Regions from separate parts of the Homo sapiens genome. Here all the other regions are linked to region 3. The links are chromatin loops, found by intact Hi-C in ENCODE. Cell type or tissue: heart left ventricle. All regions are shown on one strand.

Region 1 (4,000 bases), 190 kb before region 3:
ACTATTTCATTAACTTGGAGTAATGGGAAAAGAGTCTCCATGGGGAGTGACAGGACAATTGATAATCTGTGTCTGCATCAATAAGAGTTTCAACAACTCCAGGACCAGAAGACGAAAAGAGCAGGCCCTTCTGGGCCCAGCCTCCTCTACCCTCTTAACAGGAGCAGCAGGACATTTAGAAAGCTTTCATATGCATCACGAAGCCTTGCTAGGCCGTGCACAGCTTGATAGCTACATCTCCATTCCAAAAATAGCTAGGAGTTATTTATGTTGGCAAAAAGCTTGGGACAATAAAGAGAGATGGTGGATTTAACCCTACCACGGTTTTACTCTAATAAGTCATTGTGCTCTAGCAGAAACCCTGATTACCCAAAGTGGTTGGGAAATTATAAAGTCAAAGCTACAATTTATCTCATCTCTAAGGAGCCGATGAAATCGCCTGTCAAGGCTGTATCCCTCGCTGCCAGGGCCAAGTGTATCTGCTGAGGCAGCAGTCTGCCCTTAACAGGCAGAGGGTGCTGCTACAGGAAGGGTTGTATAGACACTGAACAGAACACCCAGGGTCTCCCTCGAGCACGGTGGATGTTAACAATGCCCTTCTCCTGTCCGCAGGCTCTGCCCATTACCCTGGCATCTTCTGGGGGACATTTTGACTGCTCCTTGATCACCTGGCAGTCCGACTGGATTTTTAGAAAACCTGATCTGATCAGGATTGCACTCCTACTTCATATTAGCATGACTTATTTACAGATAGACAAGATATCAGAAGCTTACACCCAAATGTGTAGCTCTGGATGGCGGTACTATGCATAATTTCTATTTTTATTATGAATTTTCCAATTCTTCTATTACATTAAACCATATGAAAATTTGCTGGTTTTGTAAGTGGCTGAATATTAGCAAGTTCAAGTGTTTTGACCTCATACAACAAGCAAGGATTATTGTGAATTTTAAATGTACTAAAGGCTTTTAAAATACTATTCCTATGTTAGAATCAAAATAATGCTAATATCTGCCACTTATTAAGTTTGTTTTATTGCTAGACTCTCCACTAAGCACCTGATATACTATTTAATACTCATAAGGTGGGGACTATTATTACGCCTATTTTACAGGTGAGTAAACTGAGACTCAGGGAGCTCAAGTTCCAGTAAATCATTCCCTCCATTAATAAGGGCAGAGCTGGAGCCCAGAGGCCAAAGCTCTTGTTCTTAACCATTATCCAGAGTCCCCATATTTCAACTATAACTCCAAGTCTGGAAGTGAAGGCAAACTTTTTGATGATGAGGCCAGGGTTTGTGAGTAGGGCTGGATCTCATTCATTCATCTCATTGTCATGAAGCCTCCTAATAACAGATACTCATTTGCTCAGCAAATACAGTATTTGGGGAATAATAAACAAAGGGTTAGACATCCTCCCTGTCCTTAGCTTTCCCAGTATGCGCGATGGCTTAGAACTAACCATGACCTCCCCAGCTGCCCATCTCCCACCTCTGGCCCCATTTTCTTCTCCCCAGGGTACATGGACACTCACCACAATCAAAACAAAGAATGTATGTTAACCTCAGGCCAGCAGAGGGAGAACCAACACACTAGCCTCTTTCCAGGTTTAAAGCAAACCTCTTCTCTTTAGAAAATGGTCCCATCTGTTTGAAACTGCCCAGCCCTTTTTTTTGAACGTTTCCCAGGACTGTGTAATGTTTCCGGAGAAGGTAATGTTACATTAATGATAAAAACAGCTCTTATTTATTGAATACTTACTGTGTGCCAGCATTATTGGTAGCTATTTTACATACAACCAGTATGTAAAACTAGATCTAGCTGACATCAGAGAGCAAATGTTTTACCAAGGAGCTTCAGTTATAGGTTTCGGAGGGCTGTGAGTACCTACAAAATTGTACTTAATTTATATGTATGCTGGGGAGTGGTGAGGGCTTGGGGGCTGTGGGTCTCTGTGTGTATACAGGCTTATGTTTTTATTTTTTATTTTTCCCAAGGAGAGGAGCCTTGCCTTTCATAAGAGTCTCAAAGAGGTGAATGACCCAATAAGATTTTAGAAACCTCCTTAGGAAGAGAGAATTAAGAAAAAGCTGCCTAACTGACATGAGAAAGTTCTGAAACCATTCATTGTTCTTAAGCCTCTGGCTTTACAACTGAATGGACCGTGTTCAGGCAAGCATGAAACAGTCAAGAACATTGATCAAGGAAGGATGAATTACAGATTCTTATCTATATTATCTAAGCTATACTGGAATAGAATGAAACATTTTGTGCTGTTGAGATTGTGAAACTGGTTTTGGAACCAGAGGAGGAACCAGAGGAGAACTCCTATAACATTGTGGGGTCAGGGATAGGAGAAGGCCAGAGTGGCCAGTGTATGCGTTTGTTTCCGAAGTAGAGCAGAGCAGGGAAGGAGAAAGTTCAAGCTTATCTAAGAAGGATAATCCATTCCACTTGGAAGGCACTTAACAGTTTATTACAAAGCTGTTTCATAAGCGTGCACTCTGAAGGTCTTCAAAATAATCCTGTAAAGTCAGCAAGACAGACTGTTACCTGCTTTTGATCCATAAAGAAATTAAGGCACAGAGAGGTTAAGTCATCTACCCAAGGTCACACAGTGAGTAAGAGGCCATGGTCTTCTATCAGCTAGCTGGATAGATTGACAACTTTACTAGTATAAAATATTTTAGCAATTTTTTTTCGAGATGGAGTTTCGCTCTTGTTGCCCAGGCTGGAGTGCAATGGCGCGATCTCTGCTCACCGCAACCTCCGCCTCCTGGATTCAAGCAATTCTCCTGCCTCAGCCTCCCAAGTAGCTGGGATTATAGGCATGCGCCACTATGCCCGGCTAATTTTGTATTTTTAGTAGAGACAGGATTTCTCCATGTTGGTCAGGCTGGTCTCGAACTTCCAACCTCAGGTGATCCTCCCGCCTCGGCCTCCCAAAGTGCTGGGATTACAGGCGTGAGCCACCGCGCCCAGCTGTATAAAATATTTTAGTAAGAAAGATGTTTATTGCCAAATTTTCCTTAATTGGGGACAAAAAAAAAGTAGCTGATAGATGCTATGTTAGTTTTAAATTCAAACTTTCAAATGTAATAAATTTGAAGGGCATGGCTTAGTGGTTAAGAATTTAGGCTCTGGAGTCAGACTTCCTGGCCCAGTACCAGGGTCACCCCTGACAAGGTGATGTAGCAAGCCAGGGAGTGCAAGCCAGTTAATGCCCGGGAGTGACCCTCACTCATGGAGGGACAGGAGTTGTGAATAAACACTCCAGGTTTCTTGCTGCTTAGGGGTAGAATTCTGAGGCGAGTTCCATGCAGTTTCTCAGAAGGTTCTGGGGAGGTCTGAACCTCGAGTTGCCCACAGAGGTAGCCTTGTCAACATTCTCTGTGGCCTCTCTCTTCTTCCCTGCCTCTTTTCCCCACTCCCTCACTGTGCTTTTGGGATGGCATGTTGTATTAGTTTGGGTCTTCTGAGAAGAAATGCCAAAGAACATCAAATGTGTAAGGAACCCATTGGGGGAATACGTGTATTGGGTAAACGGGAGGGTGAGGGGTAGGCAGGGAGTCTTCAGACGGTGATGCTGATCTGGCCCTTGTGAGGAGGTGGGAAGGCAGGAGGATTGGGCTGGAAGAGTCATGGATTGCATTGCAGTCCTAAGAAAGTTCTGACCAGGCTGATCAGACTCTTGAACTTAAGTCACTCACCTGAGGAGTCCTGTGTCCCATAGGAAAGGGCCTATATGGGTGCCCGCTGTCTTCAACCGCTGGCCTACAAGCAGCCTGTCCTCACCATTGATGTGGAGGTGGGTCTGGAAGGGCAGAAGCTGGGTCATCAATAGACCATGCATCCCTCCATGGGAGTTCTCTGATCATTTTCATACACACTCTGATCTCTGCATCTGATGCTGGATACTCCAAACTAAGACATAGCTCAGTAAGTAATTGTTACATGAATAAACACAAAAAGAATTTAGAGGTCAACACACACAGAAAAT
Region 2 (4,000 bases), 640 kb before region 3:
AAGTTTACAGTCCAGTATGTAATAACATCTATGCTAGGATGGAAATCCAAATAGGGTATAGTGGGAGCAAAGGGAGTTACACGGTCAGCTCCACATTAAAGTGTCAGGAGTGGTCTCTTTGAATTGATTTCTGAGAGAAGAGTAGGCTGTGGTTGTCAGGATGTGGTTAGTTCAGAGATTCCCAGGCTTATATATAAACCAGTTATTAAAAACTCAAGTGGTGGAGGCCTTAAGGTGTGCCCAAATTTTTCAGGTAAGGGTATTAAAAGTGCTGTTTACTTTTATGAAAGAATTTATTTATACATTTATTTATACAGATAGGACATTTTATGACCCAAAACTCTTAAGTGGGAAGAAGCTTAGAGTAATTTGAATATATCCTTTTTTAAAAAATGAGTGAGTATAGCTTTATTGTCAGTTTTCCTTCCCCCCTCCGCCATTTTTCTGCATACCTGTAACAATTTATTGACTGGCATTTGAGAAGATTGGCTTAGTGGAGAAAATATTGAATTGAGACCTGTGGAAGAAGGAAAAGGGAATTTAATGAGTTCTTACTACATGTCTACATTGTTTCTTTTAATCTTCACGAACTACTTAAGCCAAATATTATCCTTCATTTAAAGTTGAGGAAACAGTCTTAGTGGTTAAGTAACTTACCCAACTCATTCAATTAGTAATTAGTAGAGCCTGAATTTTAATCTTAGGATTTTTTTTCCCCTTCGGAAGCCCATGGGTTTTGCATTACCTTACTAGTTCTGCTACTTATTGGTAGCTCTATGATTTTATGCAAAACAGTTTACCTGTGGGTCATCATTTTTTCCATCTGTAAATTTGATCAGCTACTTACTAAGGTTTCTTCACTGAGTATAAGTCTCCCTTGATTAAATTAAAGCATTGTCTGAGTGAGTAGACAAAGTAAAAATGTATTTGGGGGAATAATATATGTGTTTTTGTTATGCCGTTTTCTTATCTATTTTTGAATGTACTGTATCGTCTTTAAGTGACATACCACTTTTGAGAATCAGTTTGAAACCAGGCTGTAATACTTGATTTATCACTGTAGAATGTCTGAGACAGAAAGTCAGTTATAGGTTGGGTGCAGTGGCTCATGCCTGTATCCCAGCACTTTGGGAGGCCGAGGCAGGTGGATCATGAGGTCAGGAGTTCAAGACCAGCCTGGCCAAGATGGTGAAACCTCATCTCTACTAAAAATACAAAAATTAGCTGGGCATGGTGGCGGGGTCCTGTAATCCCAGCTACTCAGGAGGCTAAGGCAGAATTGCTGGAATTGGCGATTGCACTCCAGCCTGGGCGACAGAGTGAGACTCTGTCTCAAAAAAAAAAAAAAAAAAAAAAAAGAAAGTCAGTTATAAATCCTTTTAAAATGTGGAAGATATCATGTTACTATTTGTTAATTATGTGCGTCCTTTTATATATATAAGTTCTTTGTTGAATTTGTGAGGCATCAGAGTATATAACTTTATAGGTCACTAGGAACCTTTATATTTTACTGTAGAAGAGTGCTCTTCAAAATGTGTCCTGTGACCTATTAGTAGTAGGTCATAAATCTCTTTTGTGGGTCCGAAACAGCATTAAAAATTTAAACCGAAAAGTAAATACTAGAGTACATCACAGATAAGAGAGGGAAATACTGTTCCCTGAAATTTGTTTGAAGTGTTTGTGATGCGTGTGAATCTGGATTGCACTATATTTCATACTGAAGGTCATGGTTAACAGTATTTGAAAAACAGTTTTCTAGAGCAACATTTCTTAACCAAAGCATTATTGACATTTTGAGGCAGATGATTTCTTTTTTATGGGGGCTGTCCTGTGCGTTGTAGGATGTTTAGCCACATCCCTGGGTTTTATCCACTAGGTGTCAGTAGTACATTTCCGGTGGTGACAACCAAAACTGCCTCCAGATCTTGCCTTTTATCTCTGGGGGATGGGTAGTGGGGTGGCAAAATTACTGCCTTGGTGAGAGCTGTTGCTTTAGAGCAAGTGTTCTTTCTGACAATTTACTCTCTTGTATCTGAAAAGATAGCTTTATTAATGGGACTAACATTGTGTATGTAGAAAAGTCATAGATGTTAGAGTTTTAGGGACTTGGTCTCGGTTTTGTTGTTCACTAGTTGTATGATGTGGGGTAAATTTTCTTCCTGAGACTCTGTTTGTTAGTCTGTAAAATGAGGATTTTGATATCTACTTTTTAGGTTGTTTTAAGAATTAAATATATAAAAACACTAGGGTAATTTCTCACACATCATTGGCTTCCTTCCGTATGTCCTAGAACCATTAGTGTCCAGGTTTTTTTTCTCCATAAAGTCTATATGTGAAGGCAAACAATTTTAAAAACTATTTATATAAACAGATTTCAAAAAAGTTAAATTGTGTATATTCTGTTTATTCTTTTCTTTCTTTCTTTTTTTTTTTTTTTTTTTGAGACGTAGTCTTGCCCTGTCTCCAGGCTGGAGTGCAGTGGTGTGATCTTGGCTCACTGCAACCTCTGCCTCCCGGGTTCAAGCAATTCTTCTGCCTCAGCCTCCTGAGTAGCTGGGTCTACAGGCGTGTGCTAACCACGCCCAACTAATTTTTGTAGTTTTAGTAGAGGTTAGCAGAGATGGGGTTTCACCATGTTGGCCTAGATCTCTTAACCTTGTGATCCGCCTGCCTCGGCCTCCCAAAGTGCTGGGATTACAGGCGTGAACCACTGTGCCCGGCCCTGGTTATTCTTTTAACTGCTAAATTTACTAACTTTAGGTACCGGGTTAAAAATGTTTGCACTTTTCATGTGGAGAAAAACTGAGTTGGGTAGTATCTTTAAGGACTTTTCTCTCTGTTGCTCTTTTTTTTTTGGCTTTGTTTTCACTTCATCAAATCAACAAACATGTTGAGGATTTAATATAGATAAAAATCTTATTTCTTCAACCTGTTGTACAAAATATTTTGTATTCTCCACCAAGAATTTAACTTGATCTGTTGATCTGTTGATCATTTTTTCCCAGCTTTATTGAGGTATAATTGACAAATAAATATTGTATATATTCAAGGTGTACAATGCAATGCTTTGATATACATGTACATTGTATAATGATTACCAAAATCAAATTGACACATCCATCACCACAAACGATTACCCTTTGTGTGGGAGTGGTAAAGACACAGAGGATGTACTCTCAGCAAATTTCAAGTACATAATACAGTATTATTAGCTATAGTCACCATACTGTACCTTATATCCCCAGAACGTACTCATCTTAGAACTGAAAGTTAGTGTTCTTTTTTCAGCATCTCCCCATTTTCTCCATCCCCTGCCCCAACAACCACCTTTCATATTCTCTGCTTCTGTGAGTTCTACTTTAGATTCCATATATAGTGAGATCATACATTATTTATCTCTCTGTCTCTGGCTTATTTCACTTAGCTGTCTTCCAGGTTCATCTATGTTGTTGCAAATGACAGGATTTCCTTTTTTATGACTGAATAATATTTTATTGTATATATCACATTTTCTTTACTCATTTGTGGACAAGCACTCAGGTTGGCTCCATATCTTGGCTATTATGAATAATGCTGCATTGAACATGGGAGTGCAGATATCTCTTAGAGATCCTAATTTTATTTACTTTGAACATATACTCAGGAATGGGATTGCTGGAACTTATGAAAATTACATTTTTAATTTTTTGAGGAATTTCCATACTGTTTTCCATAATGGCTGTACCAATTCCTTTCTAATGATATTTTATTTTGGTCTGAATACAGAATTAATAACAGAAAAGCCTACTAAATAAGCCTTACAGATGCCTAGGTAGGGCTTATATTCTGTGTTCTTTATATTAACTTATTAAATTATCACAGGTAGCCAGGTGCAGTGGCTTGTGCCTATAATCTCAGCAACTCAGGATGCTGAGTCAGGAGGATCGCTTGAAGCCAGGACTTTAAGACCAGCTTGGCCAACATAGTGAGACCCCGTCTCTAAAAAATAAAAAAGTAACTG
Region 3 (4,000 bases):
AGAAAACAAAAAATAAAGCTCTATCTTAAATCCTCATTCCATCCTCTAAAGGTTTAAGAAAAAAACAAAACAAAACAAAAACCTCACTTGCAATAGCCATAAGGGAACTTCAAGAAAATAATAAAAATACTGAAAGAAAAAAAAAGTCTAATCAACGTATTAGGCCACATTTAGAAAAAATAATCGGTGAATTAGTGAAGATAAATTTAAATTAGATGCAAAAAAGCCCTAATATTATTTTGCCACAATCACAGCTGTACTAAGTATATTCTAATATATATACAGCCAATTATAGTCAATTCTAAGAACAGTTACAATTACAGAACATATTAGCTTAGCTATATTAAAGGAGAAACAAATTTTGGTGGCCCATTAGAATTTATAAATTAAAGCATTCTTAAAGAGCTGCTAATTGAAAGCTTCAGTATGTATTTAATAAATACAAAAGGTTTTTCTACGTTTTACTAAGCTTATTTTCCATTGCGTGTTTAGAGAATTATTTTACATTCTCAATTTTCTCTGTATAGATATTTTAACCTTTGTTAATTAAATTACATGCTTAAAAATTAAAACTTTATTTCAAAAAATGTTAATTTTAGCATACCACTACCACCACCACCCAACTCCCTATTTTGAAAGATTAACATTAGAGATAAGGTCATTTACATACCATTCTTACCTGTAAGGGTAAGAGTGTATTACTATTGTTGTCTGTTCTGAACACATTATCTTCAATCCAAGATTTTGGAGTCAGTGATGGAGTTGAGCGAGTAAATTTCGGTGGTGCTATGACATTACCAGAAAACGGTTTCTTCAATGGAGATATCTGATTCATAGTTCCTGGGATTCCCATGTTTCCGGTTCTACGATGATCTCTGCCATGCATTGCTCCCCAGGACATACTTCCAGTGCCCCAGCCACTGCTCTGATGGTTGCTCCAGGGAGACTGTTTCAGAAGAGGCTAGGGAAAACATAGCTATTTAAATTGCGGCATTTAAAGAATTTACAATTCAAATTCAAATTCAAATTTCAGACCTAAGAATTTATATGAATGAAATATATAAAGGCAAAAGAATACATCTTTTCTAGGTTATAAAAGTAACAGTCTTGAGATCTTTCTATGTGAAATCATATTTGATGCTGGTCAAGTTTTCATCTTCTTGTATACTATAAATATCATGATATTTTATGACAGTTACTAAAATAGAACCATGCAGTTCCTTTTTATCCTTCAGAGATAACTGTATACATGATAAATATGAAGAAAAAAATTGAAATTAACTCTGAAGATTCTTAAAGATATAACATACATGGTGATCTTAAAGCAACCATATTAATTATGCTAGGCACACAACTAAAAATATGGTCTTTGTTAATTAAAATATCCTACTCATACAAGTGAAATATATAGACTTTATGTTTCCAAAACAAGTTGCACTACTACAAAAGTGGGAATTACTCTTGTACAAATTAAAATCGCCTTTTGAAATAAGGACAGTATAGAAACTATGTCATTTTTCTGCATTGTTTATTTAACTGTTAAGGCATTTTATTCCAGTTTTAGCATAGTTTGTCTTAATTGTTTTTATTTCACTTAATTATCCATAAACTGTGAAGCAATTATCTGATGTTGCCCATAGGTGGATCCACTGAGGTATACTGCTAATTAACTATATGCTTTGATTATTCCACTAGAGATCTTGATACAAGTCTCCATCAAGTTGATTCATTTTCAAAAGTAAATTACATCCTAATCTCAAACCTGTGGCAAGACAAGTCAAATCATCAAAGAATGGTAAATCCATCAAAACGCTAATAATTGTAGTTTTGGGTTTTTTTTTTTTTTAAGAAGTATTCATTGCTGGTAATTCTACTGTCAGTAAGTTTATACTTTAATACTTTGGTGTTAAGATGTAGCTAAAGAAGTATGAACCATACAGTTACTACAAATAAATATGGTTCTCTTAAAATTGAACCTGCTTTTTGTAAGACAATTAAAAGAGAAACTCCTGATCTACAGCACCAATTTTTAAACACTTTTAAATGCTAACATAATCATGAGTATATTATTACTCTTTCCTCTTCCACAGAGGTCCAAAGCATAATTACAGAGCCATGGACAAACCACTTCATTCTTGAGGGCCTTACTCTCCTTATTAAATGATTTAATGCTCAAAGTTATCTTCCAGTGATCTAAAATTCCATATGAAAGCTGTGTGACCTCTCACACTCCATGGCTAGACCCATCTTTTGTCCAAAAGCAAATTACAGTTAAATATGGATCATGGTATATGTTCTTCCAACGCTCTGTACCACAACTTTAAGTAAATACAAAATTACCTACAGATAATTTTCTGTGGGCAAGTTTCCAGATAACAAAATGAAGATCCTGAGACACAAAAGACAGTTGCTGAGGGTTATAAAAATCATGAAAAAGTGGAACATTATTTCAAAATCCCTATTTTCAATCCTCATAGGCCACATTCTCTTTTCTAAGAAAGAAATCAGTGATTCAACAAAAACTGTTCACTGTCACTTTGGTTAACTTAGATAAACTGTTAACTTTCACTTGGGTTAATTTAGATAATATTCACTTTAAAAAGACTAATCCTTGAAAACTTTGGTCAACTGAAAAAGTTATGGGGTTAAGGTCATATTTTGCGTCTCTGTCAATCCTTAATCACGAAAATAGAAAATGGACTTAAACAGAATGAACTCTGCAACAAATGCTAACAAGATTCAAAACCAACAAGACACTCTTTCAATGCCAATTTACCAATCTAGCGGTCACCCAAAAATTGTATTGAGGGAATAACAAAAAAGATCTTGAATCAAAAAAGATCCGGAAAATAAAAATTCTGCCCAGTGTCATTTCACAATATTACCTACTTAAAATACACACGGCCCACATATTCCCTTGTAGAAGGTTAAGGCAACCAAAAAATGTACCGAAAGTCTACGAGGAAACACACCAATCCCAGATCCAAGTTCAGTTTTGTCTTAAAACCCACAAAACATGACCCCAACATTGAAAAGCACAGAAACTAAGACATTCGTGGGATATCTCGGTTTGAACCCGAGCGGTCACTAACAGTTTCTCTTTCCCAGTCCTGTGACAGCCAAGGAGGCGGCCCCGCGGGAACCAGGTCCTGCGAGGAGGGCGGTCGGCCGCTCCCTCCCGACTCCCTCCTGGGCCGGCGGCCCAGGGTGCGGCGCTGCCAGCAGGTTGATCGGGCGGAGCTTTGGGAGCGGCTCGACTGACCGCCCGAGGGGCTGAGGCTTCAAGGCGAGATCACCGCCGGCCAAATAAGAATAAACAAACTCCAAAGAAAAAAAAAAGCCTTTCCGCCTTCCCTCATTGGACAGCGAGACAGAGTCTTGGGCTCCTCCGCACGCACCTTCTCCAGCAATCATTTTTCCCCTGCCCAAGTTCACTTCCCACGGCCGCTCTTCCGAGGCCCCCGGCCAGCCCCCGGTCCTCGCCGCGCCTCCCCGCGTCGGGGGTCCGGGGCGGCGGCCCTCCAGGCCCAGGGCACAGGGCGGATCCCGGGGTGCGCCAGCTAGGAGGGCCGGGTTGAGACGCCGCGCCCGGCCGCCCGCGGCCCCGGCGCTATTCGGCCCCTGCCCCAGTCCCCACTGCTGCGCCGGGACGTTCGAGGGGGCGCCCGGCCAGCCGCGGCTCCCAGCGCGAACTCGTCTCCCACGCCCCCACAGCCCACGGTGGCCACTGCCCTCCCAACCCACCGGGGGCTGGGGTTCCGAGTCCTGTCACGGTTGTCCGCCCTCAGTTCCACTCTCACTTGGGCGAGTGGCCCCCGTCGCGGCTTCTCTCGGGGCTAAGGTCGGGTCCCCGGCTGCCCTGCCCCCGCCTCCGTCCCCCGCCCATGGTCTCCCGGTCCCGCGGCGCGGCCAGGCCGCCGCCCGCCGTACCTGGTGGTGGTTATAGGAGTTCCTCTGCTGCAGGAAGGCGGCGGCCGCCGCCTGGTGCTGCTGCTGGAGC
Region 4 (4,000 bases), 460 kb before region 3:
CAAGAACTTAGACAATCAAGAACATGCCATTGGCTCCCCCATCCTACCTCTACCTGCACAAAACTGGAGAAAGTAGAAAATTATTTTCTGGAAAAACTGAATGATTATAAAGCACAGACCCTACATACTGACATTTCTGGATCCTCCAATGACAAAGCTAGCATATTGCCCTTACAGAAAAGCATTACAAAAAACATTAAAGGATCTCAGGCTAGGAAATTTAATGCTTGTAGTTATAAAAAGAGAGAACCATGAAAATGGAAAAGTATAATTTACCAAAGGAGTAATACAAGAACAACTGTATGAAATAATGTATTTTCCAATTGAAGGGGACAATCTACTATCTCGTGCTGGTAAAAGAAGACAATAAGAAAACTTGTCTGTCTTGGCTTGTATTCTGCATGTGGTGAGAAAAATATGAAGAATTTACAACCATTGGTTTGCACCATGCAGTTTGTCTTATTTATGCTCCTTATATATTTTAGGAGGCCCCTAAGTGATAACTTTTAAAAAGTGGCCTCTGTCTACTGTATCCCCGTGGGGTGCCAGGCAGAAGTTATTACAAAACTTTTCTGGAGGAACACACCTTCAATTGGACAATTCAGGATGTCCACAAATAAACACAGAGGAAGATGAGCTCACAACCCAAAATTAGACAACAGAAGAGAAACACTCAAGAGTCCACAGACAAACCAGAGGACACTATTAGATACTCAAGAGTTTCTTGCAATACAATAATCAGATGGAGAGTGGAAAAATAACAATGACCAAATATTCAAGAAGATACAAGGAGGATTTGAAAATATGAAAGAAGAGTGAGACACTATCAAAAAGATCAGACAAATTCAAAAAGTAACCAGATAGAACTTTTAGAAATAAATAATACAGTCACAAATTTAGATAAAAGTCAAAGAATGTGCTAAACTGTAGATGAGAGAGCTGAAGAGATGCAAAAGATAGGTTTAAAAAATTGAAATGTGGCACAGAGATATTGAAAATAGGAAAGAGTAGGTAAAAGATACAGGGAGAAATTGATGAGGTCCACCATATCCAGTACAGTACCAGAAGGAGAGGAGAGAGAAAGAAGTTGAATGCTCTGTCTTACAACTGAGGGATCTCGGTCAACTTTCTTAACCTTTCTAGGTTTCAGTTTCCTTCTCTGTAGGAAACTGAGGTTTAATAATAGTAACTATTCCAGAGAGAGTTGTTAGGAAATTTGTTAAGTTAATAATTGTGAAGCACTTAGGACAGTCCTGGCACATAGTAAATGTTGCAAGGTTTATTAAGTGAAGAAAAATATGAATGTTTACCGTAAGAGATTATCTACTTGAAATGGTCAGCTGCCATGAGAGGAAGGACTTGTTCACCACTCTTTTGCTAATTAACCGTCTGATTATTACCTCCCTGATATTTTAAAAGTCTCATGGTCTGCCAACAGAGCTAGCTGGGCACGTCCTCTTTGATCTTTAATACTGAACTAATTCATAAGAATCATACAACTTCTTAAGTTCCAAAAATATTAAAAAGTATCATTGCAAAACACCATTACTTGCAAAAGTTCTTATGTAAGCAAAATAAATGAATCTAGCAAATTTATTTTAAATCATAACACAAAAATCTCATTCTTTTGGTTAAGTGTTCCTAGTTGGCTAAAGAGTTTTTCATCAAGAATAAATGTTGAATCACATTATCACAAGCTTTTTTCTACATCTTTTGAGATAATTAAATATTATTTTTATTCTTTCATCTATTAGTGTAGAGAATTGCATTATCAGGCATTTTAATGTCAAATTGTGCTTGCATTCCTGGGATACACTCAATTTTGTCAAGATACTTCAAAAATTAATATTGGATTTAATTACCACTTTCTAGAAATTTTTGCATTTATGTTCTTAGCTGAGATCAGCCTTGTATTGTTCTTGTCTCATTTTAGGATAAAGGATAGTCTAACCTCAAAAAAAAAAAAAAAAGCAGACTAATATTTCTCTCTCACTCATCTTTGTAACAGTTCAAGTAAAAATAGCTTTATCATTTCTGTGAAGTCTATACAATTGTCTGGGTCTAATAAGTTTTTTAAAAATTATGGTAAAATGTGTATACATGAAATTTGCCATTTTACCCATTTTAAAGTGTATAATTTAATAGTTTTTAACACAGTTGCAATGTTGTGCAACTGTCACCACTATGCTTCCAAAACTTTTTCATCACTCCAAACAGAAACTCTACACCCATTAAATAACAACTCCCCATTCTCCCTTCCCTCATTACCCCTTGGTAAACTTTAATTTACTTTCTGTCTCTATACATTTGCCTATTCTAGATATTTCATGTAAGTGGATTATTACAATATTGTCCTTTTGTGTCTTGTTTAGTTTGCTTAGTATAATGTTTTCAAGGATCATCTGTGTTGTAGCATATGTCAGTATGTCATTCCTTTTTAAGGCTGAACAGCATTCCATTGTATATGTAGATCACATTTTGTTTATCCATTCATCTGCTGATGGACATTTGGGTTGTTTCCACCTTTTAGCTATTTTGAATAATACTGCAGTGAACATTTGCCTAAAAGTATTTGTTCAAGTATCTGTTTTCAATTCTTTTGGGTACATACCTAGAAGTGGAATTGCTGGATCGTATGGCAATTCTGTTTAAGTTTTGAGGAACTGCCAAATTATTTTCCACAGTGGCTGCACCTTTTACACTCCCAGTAGCCCTGTACAAGGGTTCCAATTTCTGCACATCCTTGCCAACACTTGTTATTTTTAGTTTTTTTTATTATTATTATTTTATTTGAGACTGAGCCTCGCTCTGTTGTCTGGGCTGGAGTGCAGCGGCACGATCTCGGCTCACTGCAACCTCTGCCTACCGGATTCAAGCTATTCCCCCGCCTCGGCCTCCTGAGTAGCTGGGATTACAGGCACCTGCCACCATGCCTGGTTAATTTTTTTTGTATTCTTCGTAGAGACAGAGTTTTGCCATCTTGGACAGGCTGGTCTTGAACTCCTGACCTCAGGTGATCCGCCTGCCTTTGGCCTCCCAAAGTACTGGCATTACACATGTGAGCCACTGCACCTGGCCATTTTTAGTTTTTTAAATTATGGCCATCATAGAAGGTATGAAGTGGTATCTCACTGTAGTTTTAATTTGCATTTCCCTGATGAGTAGTGATGTAGAGCATCATGCTCCATTGTACGTATTGGCCATTTGTATATCTTTTTTTGAGAACTGGTATATGGGTGTGGGTGGTTGTAACTAGAATTCTGACCACAGACTCAATTTCTTTACTCCCTACCAAAATATTTAGGTTTTACATTTCTTCTTATTTCAGTTTTAGTATATTATATGTTTTTAGGAAATTGTCCTTTTTCTTTTTAAAGTGATTGACATAAGGTATTTCAAAATATTCTTTATTATTTTAAAACTCTGATAGACTTTCGGTCATATTCCTTTGATTATTCCTAATAATAAACATCCTGTGCTCTATCTTGGTATGCCTTTATGGTGGCTTTATAAACAAAACCCCCAAGTTATTTGGCACCCCTTTTATCAAGAAGTGGGGTCTATCTTTTGTCTATTTGTAACTGAGTGGACTAGTAACTCTATTGACCAAGAGAGTATAGCAGAAGTGATGCTGGCTTCCTGGCTGAATCAGGAGGCTAAACCATAAAAGATGATGTGGTTTCTATGTTATTTGCCCAAACTTTTATACTTAGAGCCCTGACCCACCATGTGAGAAGTTTGACTACTTTGAGGCCACCATGCTATGAGGGAGCCAGGCCACATGGGAAGGCTACACATACACACTCTGTTGGAAGTCCTAGTCTGAGTTGTCCTAGCCAGGGCTCTAGACATGAGAGTGAACAAGCATTCAGATGATTCTAGCCCCAAGTTGTTTAGTTGCCTCCTCAGGTTCAAGTTCTCTCAGTGAAGACTCCAGACATTGTGGAGCACAGATAAATGAACTAGCTGTGCTCTGTTCAAATTCCTGTCTCCCAGAATC
Region 5 (4,000 bases), 160 kb after region 3:
AGGTAAATATCCTTAGCTTCACTATCAAATGTTGCTCAAATGTCAGCTTCTCAGGGAAGACTTCCCTGGTCTCTATTTCAAATTGCACCCCTGTAACTAGCATGTAATATTCCTATTCAATGACTTACTCTTCTGTAACCTTTATTATTCTATAACTTATAATTTACTTATTATTTGTTTTGTTTATTGTTTGTCTCCCTGACCAGTATGCAAGTACCATGAATGCAGAGCATTTGGTTTGTCTTGTTGTTTAGCACATAACTGGTATTCGATAAATATTTATTCCATAAATGAAAGACCCTGTCTGGCAAATAGTATGCAGTGATGAAATATTAGCTATCACAAACAAGATGAAAATTATTTTACTAGTGTTTTGGCCTCCCATAAACACTTTCATGACATACCCAAACTCTACTCCTTAAAATGAGATGCTAACCTACTCTGAAAATCATTTGAGAGGACTAACCAAGCTAGAGTTCCTGGCCCTCAATAATAGCTAGACAATTTTAGGATTTTTGACATGTATCAGACATCCCTCAAAACTAGTCAATGGATTTACCCTTTAGATGTGACTAAGGTAGAACATCTTTCTTGGCCTACCTTCTTTCATTTGTGAGATAAAAGACTGAGAAATAGAGCTATGAAAGCAAGAAGCCTGGAGCGAGTCACACAGACACTAGTAACATACTGGAAATCCTACAGCTACCTCTTCATTTGCTCTTTTACAACTACCAAGTGACAGATTAAACTCTGAGCATACAAGAGAGAAATGACAGTGTAGCTTATTATATGGCCCAGATAAGTTTTTTAAAAATGCCAGTAACTGGCATTGCTTTGAGGACTCACTTTAATAAAATAAAACTGGTGTTTTATTAAGCTTACAGGAAGCCAAGTACTTCCCTACATTGTACCAAGTCTTCTCTCACTGTGGCCAGTAAGAAGACCTCTTGATATGTGTGGATGCTGTGATTTGAACATGATGGAAACTTAGTTGCTACTGTAATAGTAGTAAGAGGTGTGGTCTTTAAGAAGTGATTAGGCCATGATGCCGGGGCCATGCTTTTGGGCTTCTCAGCCTCCAGAACTATAACCAAATAAACTTCTGTTCTTTATAAATTACCCAGTCTGTGGTATCGTGTTATAACAACAGAAAACAGACTAAGACAAAATTGGTACCAGGAGTGGGTTGTTGCTATAACAAAAATCTAAAACTGGATAATGGGCAGAGGCTAGAAAAAGCCTGTATTGCCATGAATGGAAAATTAAGGGTGATTCTGTTGAGGGTTCTGAAGAAGAGAAGAGCTTTAGGGAAAGTTTGAGTCTTCTTAGAGATTACTTAAGTGGTCATGACCAGAATGTTGGTAGAAATAGGGGCAGTAAAGGCCATTTTGTTGAGGTCTCATATGGGAAATGAGGTATTGGAAACTGGGATAAAAGCCATCCTTTTTACAAAGTAGGAAAGACCTTGGCAGAACTGTGTCTGTGACCTAGGACTTTATAGAATGTGGAACTTAAGAGTGATCAACTAGGATATCTGGTGGAAGAAATATCTAAGCAGCAAAGCATTCAGGCTGCTGCATGGCTATTTTTAACCACACAGTGAGATATGATAGTAAGTAAATTACTTAAAGGCAAAATTTATATTTAAAAGAGAAACATAATGGAAAGATTTGGAAAATTTGTAACCTGGCCATGTAAAGAGTGAAAAAAAATGTTCAGGAGAGAATACTAAGGATGTGGCCAAGTGAACATTTGCTAAAGAGATTTCTGTCGTTGGAAGAAAGCCAGGTGCTACTCATCAAGACAATGGGAGGAGGACCCAGAATTCATTACAAAAATTTTTGAGGCTGCCTTCTTATCACAGTCCTAGAGCTCTAGGAGGGTAGAATGGTTTCAGGGGATGAGTTTGGGATGCCCTCCACAGATTCATTCCTAGGACTGCCTCAGAACTCTGCACTCTGCATTTCGGCACAGCGCTTCTCAGCTGCCCAAGCCAGGGCTCAAGTGGCCCCTGGTGTGACTCAGGCTGCCACTCCCAGGGGAGTAGCATTCACACTCCCTCTTATATCATGTGGTATTTACTTGTCAGAGGGGTGGAGGCACTGCAGAGAGCCACTACTAGGGCATTGCCAGGGGAAACGTGGGTTTGGAGCGGCTGCAGATAGTCTCTAGTAGGGAAACATGTAGTGGAGTGGTGGAATTGGGGTCATTCCTGAGACCGCAGATCTGTAGAGCTACCAATGTGAAGTGCTAGTCTGGGAGAGCTTCAGGCATGAGACTCCAACCAGTAAGAGCAGCATAGGCAAACTGCGTAGGTCCCAACCCATGCTCAGGTGTGTTCAGGATTCAGGAGTCAAAGGAGATTATTCTTCAAATTTAAGACTTAATTTTGTTTTCCCTGTTGGGTTTTGGAGTTACTTGGAATGACCTACCCTTCTTTTCTTGCCAGTTTCTCCCTTTTGAAATGGGAATGTCTATCCTATCCCTATTCTACCATTATATTTTGGAGGTAGATATCTTGCTTCATTTCACAGGCTCACAGCTGGAGGGAATTTGTGTCACAATGAATTATGCCTTGAGCTTCACCCGTATTTAATTTAGATGAGACTCTGAGCTTTGAACTTTTGAGTTGGTGCTTGACTGAGTTTAGACTTTGGGGGCTATTGGAATGAAATGAATATATTTTGCATGTGAGAGGAAGGGCGTGAATTTTAGGGAACAAGGGCAGAATGCTGTAATTTGAAAGCGTCCACAAATGTTCATGTCTTGGAAACTTAGTTGTCATTGTAACAGTACTAAGAGGTAGGGTCTTTGAAAGGTGATTAGGCCATTAGGGCTCTGAAGAGATGATTGTCATTATCGTGGGGGTGGTTAGTTATTGGGGGAGTAAGTTCCTGATAAAAAGAGTGAGTCTGGTCCATCTCGCCTTCTCTGTCCCACTTCCCTTACACTTTGGGATGACTCTCAGCAGATGCCAGTGCCATGCTCTTGGACTTCCCAGCATCCAGAATTGCGAACCAAATAAACTTTCATCCTTCATTAATTATTCAGTCTTTTTTTTTTATTATTATTATACTTTAAGTTTTAGAGTACATGTGCACAATATGCAGGTTAGTTAAATATGTATACATGTGCCATGCTGGTGGGCTGCACCCATTAACTCGTCATTTAGCATTAGGTATATCTCCTAATGCTATCCCTCCCCTCTCCCCCGACCCCACAACAGTCCCCAGAATGTGATGTTCCCCTTCCTGTGTCCGTGTGTTCTCATTGTTCAATTCCCACCTATGAGTGAGAACATGTGGTGTTTGGTTTTTTCGTCCTTGTGATAGTTTACTGAGAATGATGATTTCCAATTTCATCCATGTCCCTACAAAGGACATGAACTCATCATTTTTTATGGCTGCATAGTATTCCATGGTGTATATGTGCCACATTTTCTTAATCCAGTCTATCATTGTTGGACATTTGGGTTGGTTCCAAGTCTTTGCTATTGTGAATAGTGCCGCAATAAACATACTTGTGCATGTGTCTTTATAGCAGCATGATTTATAGTCCTTTGGGTATATACCCAGTAATGGGATGGCTGGGTCAAATGGTATTTCTAGTTCTAGATCCCTGAGGAATTGCCACCCTGACTTCCACAAAGGTTGAACTAGTTTACAGTCCCACCAACAGTGTAAAAGTGTTCCTATTTCTCCACATCCTCTCCAGCACCTGTTGTTTCCTGACTTTTTAATGATTGCCATTCTAACTGGTGTGAGATGGTATCTCATAGTGGTTTTGATTTGCATTTCTCTGATGGCCAGTGATGATGAGCATTTTTTCATGTGTCTTTTGGCTGCATAAATGTCTTCTTTTGAGAAGTGTCTGCTCATATCCTTTGCCCACTTTTTGATGGGGTTGTTTGTTTTTTCCTTGTAAATTTGTTTGAGTTCATTGTGGATTCTGGATATTAGCCCTTTGTCAGATGAGTAGGTTGCGAAAGTTTTCTCCCATT
Region 6 (4,000 bases), 410 kb before region 3:
AAAATCTTTTGTATAGGGAAATAAAGCTAAGACTAGAGAGAATGCAATAGACAAGCAAGAAGGTAGTGTTGGCTGTTGGCTGCACTTCAGCTGATTTTTCTTTCAACTGAAGCCTCTGACTTTTAACATAAGAGGAAGGACTTCAAGGTCATGAGACTCAATTTGCTGTGCTGCGGCCACAGTTCCTATGTTAGAATCAATGCAATAATGCAATGCTAACCTGAGATCTAACAAACTGCAGAAATTGGCTTCTTACAATTAGTCTGTCTTTCCTCAGATGGAAAAGGGGTTGTCTGAGACATCAGAGCACTTCAGGGTCAAGGACTGAGTCCCTACAATCAAGGCAGGGTCGAGTATCGTGGAGACAGCTGGTGCCTCTAGTGAGTGGTTGCCCAGGTTACAGGTAAGGGGAGCTAAGGAACCTACCCTACTGAGAGGCCCCTGTATCCTGCCTGGTCCAGGCACTGTGCACGTGTCAGCATGGTCAGCGTTCAGGATCACCTCTAAGTGGGGGTTGGTTTGCCTGCACTTTGTAGTGGAGGAAATGGAATCTCAAATGAGGAACATGCCTAAGGTAACAGAGGGAGTTGAACCGAGCTGGTATTCCAACCCTGTCTGCCCAGTGCCAGAGCCTATGTTCATGGTAGTGCCTCTAGTTCTAAAACAGAGCCTGGCATGTAGAAAGTGCTGGATATATATTTGTTCAATAAATTAATGAATAATAGCAAATGAAATAATTTCTAATGGCTTATTAGTTTGGTAAAGATGCAAAAAATTAAAACCAATTAAAGAGCAGGCACATTTATAGATTGTTCTTGCAAATATAAAGTGATATAAACTTTTAGGAGTGCAAAATTTATATGGCAAATATATACATAGAGTCTGAAAATCGTGCAAACCCTTTTTCCCCAACACTTTCACCCTTAGGATGTAATTTGAAGACAACAATTTTTAAAAAGTACTCAAAGCTCTATGTACAACACTGTTAATCACAGTGTAACATTTTTTGATGTTATAAATGATTTGTTCTATAATTAAAGATTAGTTAAATCAATGCACATCAACAAAAGGACTGTTTTGCAGTTCTTAAAAATCTGTGTACTAAAATAACATTTAATGACAAAGGCAAATATTTTTTATCATATTGCTTAAGGGAAAAAGGAGGCTACCAAATAGTGTCTCTGGTTTGTAACATTTATTCCAGTTTAAAAATAATACATACAGGCCAGTTGCTCAAGCCTGTGTTCCCAGCAATTTGGGAGGCCAGAGTGGGAGGATCGCTTGAGCTCAGGAGTTTGAGACCAGCCTGGGCAACATAGTGAGAACCCATCTCTAATATATATATATATATATGCATCAAATAAAAAAAAGAGAAGGCCCAATACCAAAATATTAATGTAGCCATATTGCTATACAGAGAGGTTATGGGTGATTTGTATTTTCTAATTTTATTTCTATTGTATTTTCCAACTATTTTTCAATGGGAAATAAGCATATTCCTTTGGTCTTAGAAACAAGTCAATAAATGCTACATAAAAACAAAACAAACTTGCTCTACTCATCTAACGAACAATATCTTGTGTGGATGAAAATAAATGTCCTTTTTCTTAAAGAAATAAATAATTGATAATGTAAAAGAGTGTCTTTGAATATTTCTCTTCATGTATTTTCTCTTCCTCCTCCTCCTCTTTTGTTTCTTATCTTTTTGGTTCCTCAATGTACAACTCTAGCTCCTTCTCTTCCTGGTGCCAACCTTAAACACCTGGTTAATGATCTGAATTCTCTCCTTCTGTGCTTTCTCATTGAGGAGTTTGAAAGCAAAGAGTCTTGGATTTTAGACATTTGGGAATGGCCAAGATTTTGGACTTGTTTTGTGAAAAGATGTATTTGTTCAGTTGAGCAAGTGTGAAGCAAATGCTTTCAGCATGTCTATTAATCTTAGCGGTCTGAGTGATGTAAGGGTATGCGCACTCATGTTTTATGATGTTTGGTTTCATAAAAATATGTTTGGTTTCAAGGCATTGGCCTCTATTCTCTGTTGACTAAGAACAAATTTGGAGTAAGGAAGGCATCTTGAATTTTATCCCAAACCTAGTTTGTTTTTTAATCATCAACTGGAACTCTATGATGGCTATGACTAACACATTTTGTGAGTTCATGAAAACATTTACTTTAATAGAAAAAAAAATAGAACAACTCTAGAATCAGAGTGACTGATGCTATGTTTTGCCAAAGGATTCTTGCTGGAAGGTTCTACTGAGAGTTTTGAGGGCTGTTTCTGCTTATCACACTGAGGAGAAATGGAGAGATTCTAAATTTAGGTCACAGATTCTAAATAGAAAAGGAAGCAAAACAAACGGATATTCTAGTCAGGTTGGGGAACTGAAGCCTGATTTATAACCACCGAGATGCAGGCAGAACTCTCTTTTTGTCACACCAGAGTTAATAATGTGTTGAATGGAAGAAAATGTGTTTGTACCCCCAAAGCCCTATTAGTGTGTTCTTTAGCTTTAATCAAGCTGCAGAACTATGAGATGTCATTGGGCAATGCTTAGGTTATAGTGTGTGTAAAAGTCCTGACAGAAAATGTGTGCATATGATTTTGTAAGGAGAAAAATAAAAAGAAAGAAACCCTCTACATTAAAAAAGACCAGAAAGAAATATCATGAAATGTTACTTGTTTTATGTTATGATCACAGATTTGTTTGTTGTTCTCTCCCTTTCTGTATTTTCTGAAATTCTTAATGATCATGAATTTTTAAAATAATAAATGGTTTATTTATTCATTCAGCACATAGCTTCCAATCATTAAGTTTGAGCTTCAAGGATGATTAAACTATTTATCTGCCCTGAAGAAGCATACAGAACTCTAGGAGAGACATAAATCGACACAAAGTGAATAGCTGCCATGAGTGAGGAACGCTTGAGGTCTAAGTGTGAATCAAAAAGATAGTGCCCATTATACCTGTGTGCAGAGTCAAAATTTAAAAACAATTAAATACACATTGTGATGACAATGTTCCATATACATGAAAGAAAAAATACTGTTTCTTTGACTCTAGGTTGCTCTCTCCAGTTACATTTGTGTTTGAGAGGATTGGAACTAAAAACTGAGATGACCCTCTTTGTAGGGGCTGAGTAAGGATCACGCGGTATTGTGGTTGTCAACTTGAGAAATGCAATCAGTCAGTCTCTCTGAATCCTTGTCTCCATCCACAGAGGCTGTAACTTTGCTGATGCATTTTTGAATGCTATTGTATTTGCTGTTACCTTGCTTCTGTGGCTCATGTGTTTTAGAAAGTTAATCTTCCTTTTTAATTTTAACTACAACTGAAGCATATTCCTTTTAGCAAAAAGTACAGCAGTAAAGAGCTCAACAAATTGGTTAGAAATCAGTTTTTAAAGAGGGAATACGAGCTCTAGATTGGGTCTCACAGGGTTTTCCAAAGAGATTGTGCATTAACTTGGACTCATTGCTGTTTATTTTGGCTGTTAAGAAATCTTTTTGGAGAGTTTGCCAATTTTTAGCATCTCATCCATGTTGCAAGTGGTTGGGTTTATTCCCCTCGATTATCTCCGGGTCAAAGGAGTGTTATCCATTTCTTACACAACCATTTATTTAGTGCCTACTAGGTGCCTGGCCTCTACTCAGAGCTAGTGCAATAGCAGTCAGCAACAGACAAGGTCCTTACCTTCTGAAGAGATGACAATAAAAACATAGATAGGTAACCACGGAAATAGGTGGTAGAAGCACATGATGTGAACACAGAGGATGGCTATGGAGGTTGTGTGCAGGAGACTGCCTCTGTAACTATCAATCCTCGATGCTTGATGTCTTTAAAATATGCTGTTCATTTTGATCAAATTTGGTGTTGGTTATCTTGCTACAGTGGACACTAACTGGGCTTTGAAGTCAGAGCCACCTGGGTGGTGCAACTCCCAAGAGAATTCTATAACGGATCTGAACCTCAGTTTTCTCATCTCTGTTTTGCAGACAAGA

Evidence for each region. A loop is a pair of places that touch in the nucleus more often than their neighbours do. Peaks named below come from ENCODE experiments on the same cell type or tissue, not always from the same donor. Only the 100,000 strongest peaks of a DNase experiment are listed, where the experiment ranks them.
Region 1: a loop joins it to region 3, with 4 times the contacts of the local background. A loop is called at or near these places in 3 of 110 quality-filtered maps.
Region 2: it touches region 3 in a loop (7-fold over the local background); 39 of 110 quality-filtered maps call a loop at or near these places.
Region 4: it touches region 3 in a loop (3-fold over the local background); 17 of 110 quality-filtered maps call a loop at or near these places.
Region 5: it touches region 3 in a loop (2.7-fold over the local background); 26 of 110 quality-filtered maps call a loop at or near these places.
Region 6: it touches region 3 in a loop (4-fold over the local background); 12 of 110 quality-filtered maps call a loop at or near these places.

What each region holds. Positions count from the first base shown.
Region 1 is chr4:15,194,758-15,198,757 of GRCh38, reverse strand. The region is part of intron 2 of C1QTNF7-AS1 (C1QTNF7 antisense RNA 1); the gene reads left to right. Among named protein-coding and RNA genes, the nearest start is that of CPEB2, 190 kb to the right of the region's middle. In heart left ventricle, a CTCF peak has its summit at 1,554 (motif pointing right); no DNase peak of the experiment used is centred here.
Region 2 is chr4:15,648,020-15,652,019 of GRCh38, reverse strand. The region is part of intron 1 of FBXL5 (F-box and leucine rich repeat protein 5); the gene reads left to right. It also overlaps a transcript of FAM200B not described here. Among named protein-coding and RNA genes, the nearest start is that of FBXL5, 5.3 kb to the left of the region's middle. RefSeq lists a silencer at 3,263-3,362. In heart left ventricle, CTCF peaks have their summits at 1,662 and 1,866 (motif pointing right); no DNase peak of the experiment used is centred here; H3K4me3 peaks cover 124 bases; H3K27ac peaks cover 723 bases.
Region 3 is chr4:15,004,266-15,008,265 of GRCh38, reverse strand. It overlaps CPEB2 (cytoplasmic polyadenylation element binding protein 2), which reads right to left. Exons shown (of 12, transcript NM_001177382.2): 1 at 3,931-4,000; 2 at 680-961. C1QTNF7-AS1 (C1QTNF7 antisense RNA 1) reads left to right here. Exons shown (of 6, transcript NR_125911.1): 5 at 1,696-1,795; 6 at 3,109-3,324. Among named protein-coding and RNA genes, the nearest start is that of CPEB2, 3.8 kb to the right of the region's middle. RefSeq lists an enhancer at 3,339-3,905 and a silencer at 3,347-3,946. In heart left ventricle, a CTCF peak has its summit at 1,639; DNase peaks (open chromatin) are centred at 3,185, 3,595 and 3,985; H3K4me3 peaks cover 3,442 bases; H3K27ac peaks cover 2,362 bases.
Region 4 is chr4:15,463,411-15,467,410 of GRCh38, reverse strand. No RefSeq gene overlaps it. Among named protein-coding and RNA genes, the nearest start is that of CC2D2A, 4.5 kb to the left of the region's middle. In heart left ventricle, no CTCF peak of the experiment used is centred here; no DNase peak of the experiment used is centred here; H3K4me3 peaks cover 549 bases.
Region 5 is chr4:14,840,087-14,844,086 of GRCh38, reverse strand. All of the region lies in intron 2 of LINC00504 (long intergenic non-protein coding RNA 504), which reads left to right. Among named protein-coding and RNA genes, the nearest start is that of LINC00504, 46 kb to the left of the region's middle. In heart left ventricle, no CTCF peak of the experiment used is centred here; a DNase peak (open chromatin) is centred at 2,016; H3K27ac peaks cover 2,146 bases.
Region 6 is chr4:15,412,974-15,416,973 of GRCh38, reverse strand. The region is part of intron 1 of C1QTNF7-AS1 (C1QTNF7 antisense RNA 1); the gene reads left to right. It also overlaps a transcript of C1QTNF7 not described here. Among named protein-coding and RNA genes, the nearest start is that of C1QTNF7-AS1, 13 kb to the left of the region's middle. In heart left ventricle, no CTCF peak of the experiment used is centred here; no DNase peak of the experiment used is centred here; H3K27ac peaks cover 1,911 bases.